Linked DNA regions of Homo sapiens: region 1 is linked to region 2. A link is an interaction called in ENCODE POLR2A ChIA-PET data of the cell type or tissue named here. Cell type or tissue: OCI-LY7. All regions are shown on one strand. Each heading gives the region's core, and the rest is flanking DNA. Links, peaks and the distances in the headings are about the cores only.

Region 1 (4,405 bases), core at 194-4,193, 190 kb before region 2:
ATTTCCAGTGGAACATCCCAAATCTAAAAATCCAAAATGCTTTAATGAGCACTTCGAGTGTCACATCAGTGCTCAGTTTCAGATTTTAGAACACTCAATCTACAGTTCAGAGAGCATTAAATGGAAGATATTTCAAAACTAAATAAAAATGTAAAATAAACTTACTTTGTAAGTTACAAGCATGTTAAGAGGAACACTGATTACTTTTTTACTGCTTACTAATTTTATCTCATCATTTTTATTTACTAACTAAAATAATGCAAAATACAAAAATCTAAGAGGCTGTTCTCAGATCAATTTACAATAATGTACTAATGCCAGTTTCCAAAACTTAACACATTTTGTAAAAGTGAGCACTATCTTTTTATTTTTGTTTACATAAGTCAAGTAACTTTTAACAGAAATTTAAGAAATATTTCTCCTACTTGTGTCTGTAATTAAAAAAAAAATACTATTTTGTTCAGATCAATAATTCAAATAAAATTTAAACTATAATTTTGCACATTTAAGAATAAGCATGAATTTAACAGTGTTGTGCAATCAAAGTAAGCAAGCTACAAGCAAGAGCTGAAAAGTAGAATTCCTTATCTTACTTAAAACTTGACTTACTGGTATCTTTCTACATCTATGAAATTTATAGAAGGAAAAATAAATAACTCATTTTAAAAATAGAAACAATGAAGCTAAAAGTAGTCTGACAGGTATCATTTTCTAGTTACCACTGGTAGTGGCTATTGCTGGTCAATCCCCCTTGAAATAAATTTCAAGAACTGTTTTACTTTTTATTACAGTACCAAAAATAATATTTGCTTGTACCTTCATTTAATATTGGTAAATATCTTCTTGTTCCATTTCTATCTTTCTAATCAACCGGTGTTTGTATGGTACTGAAGACTATTCCAGACTCACTCAACAGCTGTTACAAAATACCAAACTTGGTAATTAAGTCTGACAAGAGGCATACCTCTCAGCTTTGCATAAAAGAATGCTGGCAATGGATCTAGTTCATAAAAATGTTCTCAAGTCAAAAATAAAATTTAGTAGCAATTTAGTTTGAGAGCAGTGAAAAAAAATTAGAAAACACTTCATTAGGTGATAGTGGTATTCTCCTATAAGCAACACTATAAACTAATAGTACAAGGTCTTCAGTCAACTGCAGCACCCGATTTACCACTACTTATCCTCTAATGCCCCAAAGCTATACCAGTAATAGGTAAATGAAGAATACAAATGAAGGCAATAAAAAGGGGGAAAAGGTAATTAAAGGTCTGGAATACTCCATCTTCACCTTTTCCCCCTTGACCTTTTAATCAATATACTTGCATTATAAAGTATAAAAAGGAAAAAGAATGGCAATTCTTTTTTTTTTTTTTTTACACTCTCGGAGGGGGAGAGCGAACTGCCCTCTGCAAGATGAGATCAGCCAGAAATTAAGTTTAAATTAATTAAAATTAAAAATTGAGTTTCTTAGCTACATTTTAAGTACTCAGATACATGCGGCTAGTGGCTACCATACAGTACAGACCTAAACAACACTGTAATTCAGCTATCCTCCGACCTTTTTTATCTGAGGACACTTTTACACTCAAAATACTGAAGACCTCGAGATTTTATCTGTATTTATCATATTTGAAATTACAAAGAAAACTTCAAAATTATTAATTCATTTAAAATAATACACCCATTACTGCAACCATAAATAACATTTTTTATGAAAAATAACTGTTTTTTGAGACAAGGTCTCGCTTTGTTGCTCAGGTTGGAATGCAGTGGCATGATCATGGTTCACTGTAGCTTAGATCTCCTGGGGTGTGATCCTCCTACCTCAGCGTCTCAAGTAGATGAGACCACAGGCACGCATCAGCACACCCAGCTAATTTTTTGATTTTTTTTTTTAGAGACGAGGGTCTCACTATGTTGTCCAGGCTGGTCTCAAACTCCCAGACTCAAGAGATCCTCCTGCCTTGGCCTCCCAAAGTGCTGGGATTACAGGCATAAATCACCATGCCTGGCCAAAAATAACTTAAAATAAAAAACAAAAAGTAAGTAGCTTTGTTTTTTACATTTTTGCAAATCTTATTATACTTGATTCAATAGAAGGCAGCTGAATTCTCCTTCCTCTTTCAATCTATTGGAATAACCCATCTATACATAGCTCCTAACTCCTCTGTACACTTTTGAAAGTGACAAGGCAAATAATGTCCCAGTATTATTTTCAAAACAGTTTTGTCTTTACAGATCCTGTGAAAGGCTCTTGGGACTCCCAGAATCCGGGTCAGAGAGTTTGGTTTTTGAGAAGCGCAGCTGTAATTCATCAACTGTAATTAATAACAACCAAATTCTATCCCCATGCTTATATAAGTTTTAGCTTCTAAACATAAACATCAGGGTGTAGATGACAAATTATGATTCTAGCCTAGGAGCTGTGGCTCACACCTATAATCTCAGCACTTTGGGAGGCCAAGGCAGGTGGATCACCTGAGGTCAGGATTTCAAGACCAGCCTGGCCAACATGGTAAAACCCCATTTCTACTAAAAATACAAAAATTAGCCAGGAGTGGTGGCTCACGCCTGTAATCCCAGCTACTTGGGAGGCTGAAGTGGGAGAATCACTTGAACCTGGGAGGCAGAAGTGAGCCAAGATTGTGCCACTGCACTCCAGGCTGGGCGACAGAGGGAGACTCCATCTCAAAAAATAAAATAAATGTAAAAAAAATAAAAATTATGATTCTGTAAGTAAAACAGTATTTGTCTACTCACAGATAAATGGTTTTTAAAAAGCTCTTCTTAAGCATTTCTTTGCATCCTTTTGAACATTTTGCTATAGATGACACAAGGAATCATTTTAAACAATTATCAAACATGAGGAATTATTTTAAATAGTTATCAAGAACATTCTGCTGCCTGCCCTTCTCCACCAACCAAATTTGTTTCTAAAATAGTTTTATGTTGAATGATTCTGATTGGCTATTTACACACTGACTGATGTGACCATGTAACTCAGTTTTTACATGAATTTTAGTACCAATGCTGCAATGAATTGTGAAGGGTAATTTCTTAAATTCATTTTCAAATGAGCTTTTTAAAAAGAAAACTAGTGTCATTCCTTGAGTTTCATTTTAATGTATCTATTCACATACTGCTTTTAACTTCTTTTCATACTGCTAATTTTTTTTCAATTTGATCTTTTCAAGATTGAGACTACATATTCCAATTTATAGTAAATCAGAAATGAGATTTTCAATTTCATAATGAACTTTAATAAAATAGATTTGTTTTCTGTCAGTGAAAATATTTAGGCTAAATTTCCAGAAAAATTTCACCTTCATTTAATAACTGCATTGTTGACCAAAACTTCTGATTACCTTATTTCGCAAATGTAAAAATAAAATAAAATAAGAAAAGACAAATAAAGGAAAAAGTCAAGAAAGGTATACTTGAGAATAAGGCAGAAATCTTCCAGAAAATCCAGACTGTTCATACACAATACTTTAACATAAATATTAGGAAAGTAACAATGCTAGACATTTGTTTTTCCTATATTAAGCTATATACACTAGAAATGAGCCTAAATTATTAATTAGACTATATTACAGACTTAAACATATAAAGAGCCTCAAGTTCCAATTTGGCACACATTTTTATTTTCAAAGACTGGATAAAAGAAGTTAACCTACCAATTACATAACGAACTTATAGACATATTCATTCACATGGTGTAATATTAGAAAAAAAAAAAAAAACCCAAGGAGAAGCCCTACCTTTCCATTAAGTATTTCCAAGCCACTTATTTTAGAGCTTTAAAAGTCATTAGCAATCATCTAGTCAACCCTGTCTTCTTAGAGAAAAATGAAGCCCTAAAGATGTTAAGTCACTAGCTAGTTTAGTGACAGCTAGATATAGATCCTCAACTCTTCAGGGTCAAGGCTCGTTCTCATACATCATATTGTCCATGAAATTTTAAAGTACGTCGAGTCTTTACTACAAACATACTTTGTAAAATGACAGTGAGTTTTAATAAATAAGCTTATTTATTTCATCCTTTACTCAAACTCCTCTGGCAGCATAAATGTTTATAGCTAAAGGAATGCACATGTGATACTTAACACCTCAAAAGGAAGAAAAGCAAAAGTATATTCGAGCTTAACATGTACCTTAACATGTAGCGACAGTGATAATATTAAGTGTTATATACTTGCTTAGAAACATGTTATGCTGAAAATATTAACCTAAAGCTTATCTCCTCTAGAAGTTGTATAAATATCATTCTACACTAATCATCAACCCATTATAGCAATCACTGGAACTATTTTTTACATTTATACATTATATAGATTTTCACCTGTCTCCCCAGACTGTAAAATCTTTGTGAGGAAGAATTCTCTGTCACACCTGATGACCTCCC
Region 2 (4,383 bases), core at 1-4,000:
CATGAACATGACTCACTGCAGCCTCGACTTCCTGGGCTCAAGTGATCCTCCTGCCTCAGCTTCCCATGTAGCTGGGACCACAGGCAGTTGTCACCACACTTGGCTAATTTTTTAATTTTTTTGTAGAGACCAGGCTGCCCAGGCTGGTCTCAAACTCTTGGGTTCAAGTGATCCTCCTGCCTTGGCCTCTCAAAGTGCCGGGAATACAGGTGTGAGCCACTGTGCCTTGCCCAAAACATTCTTGGTAGAGCAGGACAACAGATACAACCAAGGTCTTGATGACTGAGCCACGAAATAAGCCAACCCTGGATATCTAGTTATATAATAACAATCTATCTAGTTATGTAATAATGATCTTTGTCATTTAATCCCTTTTGAGTATGTTTCTGTTATTTTTAGTAGAAAATGGAGGAAAATGCATTTGTATGTGTGGGCAAGGTCTCATTGCCCTCTAGCTGAAGAATGATAACAACTCCAGAATCCTATTCTTAGAGCCTGCTTCGTAGGATCACATGCAGTACCAATGATCTAAAGTGATATTCCTTAGAAACAGGGATTCTTTGGCCAGTCTTTTATGAGAAGAGTATTCCCCGGAGAATGGAGGGAGGAAAGCAGAAAAGGGCAGGGGGAAGAGCTAAGCAGGGAAGTCATCTCGGCTGGAGACCAGCTTCAATCTGCTCCTTGGGGTGGGCTGGAGCATGAACTATTCAATTGTACTGCAGAGTTGGTGCCATCTTTTGTAATACTATGGCAGTCAGTCATTGGTTGTGAACTGCCTATGGTGAGGGTGGGGTGTGGGGTGTAACACTCATAGCAGCTGGGGATAAATGTACCCAGTTAAGGGGTCCAATTAAGGGGATCTAGGCAGAGCATCGGCAGTGTCCACTACAATTTCCCAACTTACTCCATAGCCAAAACCTTACATGACCCTGCATGATCTAGCCCACCCTGCCTACCCACTCCCTTTCTCTCTGAGACCATCTCTGGCTACTCTCCCTCTTTTTCACTCCACTTTAGCCACACTGGCCACCTCGCAATTCCTCAAATTCCCAGCAGGATCCTGTTTTAGATCCTTTGCCCTTTTCTGTTCCCTTACCTGGCTGATTCCCCTAACTCCTACCATTAGATGGTCCCTTATATATCTTTCAGGTTTCTACGCAAAAGACACCTTCCTAGTAAGGCCTCTTTTGGCCATCCTATCTAAAATTACAACTTCCACCTCAGACTAACACTTACAATCCTTTTATTTTCGTTACTTTTATCCTTAGCACTTATCAGTACCTAACACACTATATCATTTTCTCATTTGTCTTCTTACCTGGTTCCACTCTAGAATATAAACCGGGAGCACTTAAAACAATACCTATTATGTTGTAAGTGCTCAGCTAATATTTGTTGAACACGTGAATGAATGAAAGATTCCTGGCACAAAGTGCTAATCTTCAATAAATATTGTTTGAACTGAACTGAAACAGAAAATATCTACATAGTCCCCTGTGTAAGTACTATAGATGGGAGAGGGCATACATATTGTTACATGCAGGGTTCTCCATAGATTATATGCTCTTTCTTCAATAATATTACGAAAGCCTACATTTCTCATGTGATGTTATGTACCTGTATGTTAATATGTATTATTTGTACATGCAAATATTAGTGAAAAAAGTAGAAGCACCAAAGCTTTTCTAATTTTATTTGACTCAAACTATATTTTAGACCTACATATCATACAATAAAGTAAGCTGAAAGCATAGTGAAATTAAAGTAAATACAGGTTGTATGGATAGCTCAATTTCTTTAATATAAAATGTAAATTCAGAGATGACTGGGATAAAAGAAAAGTGTCTAGAAAAAAAAACCAAAGATGAAACTATTTAAGCTCTTTACTGCAATGTCATATTCTGATCTCAGACAGTAGAAGAGTAGTAAGAAATGTACAATCTCAAGTCTCTCAGTCCTAAAATCTATCAGTGGATGCCAAAAATCTTCAAGACCCATTAACGTTTTCTAGAAAATAAGTCTTTTTTTTTTTAAACTAAGTGTACTAAAAACACAAAAGCACTTATCAGACACCCTATGGCATTTGTTGCTGAAATGTCTACCGGCTGGAGATTAGCCTTGAGCCGAAGCAGCCTCAGAGCCAACACTGGCTTCCTCCTGTAAATCATCTCCAGCAGAGGACTCTGACTCAGCTGGAGAATTTTCTTCTTCTAGTTCAGCATATTCATCAGAGGTTTCGTTCTTTGTTGTATCTTTATCATTATCGATGGTGACAGCTTCATCCAGGGCAGCATTTGTAACCTCTGGGGTTGTTTCAGGGTTTACTTCCGTGGTTTCCCTCGCCGCTGCATCTGTGACCTCTGGCCCGGTTTCAGCACTGACTGCTGTGGTCTCCGGAGCAGCCTCCACGTGACCTGGACAGGCAGATGCCTCTTTTATGACCACAACTGTAGCACTGGGACTTTCTTCAGCATCTACCACCTCAGCTTCCACTATAAGTTCTTCTGGGGCTTCTGAACTTGCTTTCTCAGTTTCCGCAACATTCTCCTTTTCACCTTTAAGAATTAGTCATTAAGCAAGGTATTAATTTAAAGATCGTGGGAAGGCAATGAAACACTGCGGTCGTTTAAACACCTAAGACAGAACTACATGCACTGATGTGTAACAGTCTTCAAGGTAGACTCTCAAGTGAAACAGCAAAAAAAGAACAATGTATACAGTCTGCTACTATTGTTAGGGCAAAATGAGGTTGGAGCAGGAGGGGGGTAAGTTGTATGCCTAGATAATTGTATTTGCAAAAACTCTCCAGGAGGATTCCAAGAAACTGGTTCTATTGGTTGCCTCTTGGAGGGAAAATGGGGGATCTGCTTTTCTGTAAACTCTTTGAACTTAAAAAAAAACACACTTGAATATATTACTTAGGCAAATATGAAGAATACAAAAATAAGTAGCTATCCTATTCACCTTTCATATGAGACAGCATGGAAGAGTAGCCAAGTTCCTAGCTGGTGACTCAGAAATCACTAATCCTCTCTCAATCTCATTTTTGTCATCTGTAAAATAGGGTATTGATAATATCTACTGCACAGGGTTATTGTAAAGATTAATTAAAATACTGTATATGAAAAGGGGATTAAAATAAAAAGTTCTATGCAAATGCTTATTAGTATTATAAACAACCGCATGATTATATTCAATAATATGTATTGATGATATTCTGTTTCTTATTATTGTCATGACAGGTTAAAACTGATTCATAAGCCCCTAATATCTCTATCCCTAAATAGTGATCATAGTAATTGATAATAATAGCTTGGAAAAAAGTATGGTTTAAAGCAAGAAGTGGCTAGGCATAGTGGCATATGCCTGTAATCCCAGCACTTTGGGAGGCTGAGGCAGGAGGGATCACATGAGGCCAGGAGATCAAGACCAGCCTGGGCAACATAGTGAGACCCTGTCTCTGCAAAACATAAAAAATAAATTTGCTGGGTGTAGCGGTGCATGCTTGTAGTCCTAGTTGCTTGAGAGGCTGTGATGGGAAGATTGCTGGAGCCCAGGAGTTCAAGGCTGCAGTAGGCTATGATTGCACCACTGCACTCCAGCCTGGTTGACAGAGGGAGAGCCCGTGGAGGGAAGGGGGAAAGGAAGGGGGAAGGAAGGGAGGGTGGGAAAAAGAAGTGTAGGAAGGAAGGAAAGAGTGAAAATATAAAGTTTCTGTTCCCATGGTCACCATTTTATCAACTGAAGGACTCATTATACACAACTGATTCTATTATGTCAAATGTACCTTGTTTGCACAAAGGCACACAGGTGGTCTTAGCCAAAACTGAAAGATAATTTGTTATATTATTATTTTTAGATAATGAGAAAAATGAAAGCTCATGCCTGCATGGGTGGATGCCTGAGCAGGGGAAAATAATATTACCACACAAAGGAGTCAAAAGTCACTGGTCAGCAATATAAATGTAAAACATTCATTTGTCAAATGCATTCATCCAAAAGGTGTAACAGTGTTCTTCAGGTTTCAGTTGAACTTTTCCTTTCTAAATGAACTTATACCTAGAGTCATTCTGGATTAAGCTAGGAAAGAAGCCAAAAGCAAATAGTGTTCATTGCTAGACTAAGTGGATGGAAATTAGTGCCTCAAAAAATAAATAAAAATAAAAAATTAAGAAATTCATTTACCTTGAAATGGATGTATCTCTGCTTTTGTTTTTTCTTTCAAATTTGTTTTATGTTCTGTGTGTTTGGCTTGGTCTGATGTGACTGTCTTGTAAGCCTGAAAGTAAATGTATGCTTAGGTTTATTTCTTGAGCTTTAAGATTTGTCACGCCACATCCAAAGGTACACTCAAGTCTCCCTGTAATCACCATTAGAAGTTTA

Evidence for each region. Peaks named below come from ENCODE experiments on the same cell type or tissue, not always from the same donor. Only the 100,000 strongest peaks of a DNase experiment are listed, where the experiment ranks them.
Region 1: POLR2A ChIA-PET joins it to region 2 with 5 read pairs; 3 of 35 experiments call an interaction of 5 or more read pairs at or near these places.

The regions. Positions count from the first base shown.
Region 1 is chr4:139,077,216-139,081,620 of GRCh38, forward strand. The region is part of intron 4 of ELF2 (E74 like ETS transcription factor 2); the gene reads right to left. Among named protein-coding and RNA genes, the nearest start is that of NOCT, 64 kb to the left of the region's middle. In OCI-LY7, for the core only: no CTCF peak of the experiment used is centred there; no DNase peak of the experiment used is centred there.
Region 2 is chr4:139,264,487-139,268,869 of GRCh38, forward strand. MGARP (mitochondria localized glutamic acid rich protein) reads right to left here. Exons shown (of 4, transcript NM_032623.4): 3 at 4,186-4,279; 4 at 1,679-2,555. The coding sequence ends at 2,113. Among named protein-coding and RNA genes, the nearest start is that of MGARP, 14 kb to the right of the region's middle. RefSeq lists enhancers at 1,661-2,860, 2,199-2,528 and a silencer at 2,669-2,768. In OCI-LY7, for the core only: no CTCF peak of the experiment used is centred there; a DNase peak (open chromatin) is centred at 2,385; H3K4me3 peaks cover 2,251 bases; H3K27ac peaks cover 1,953 bases.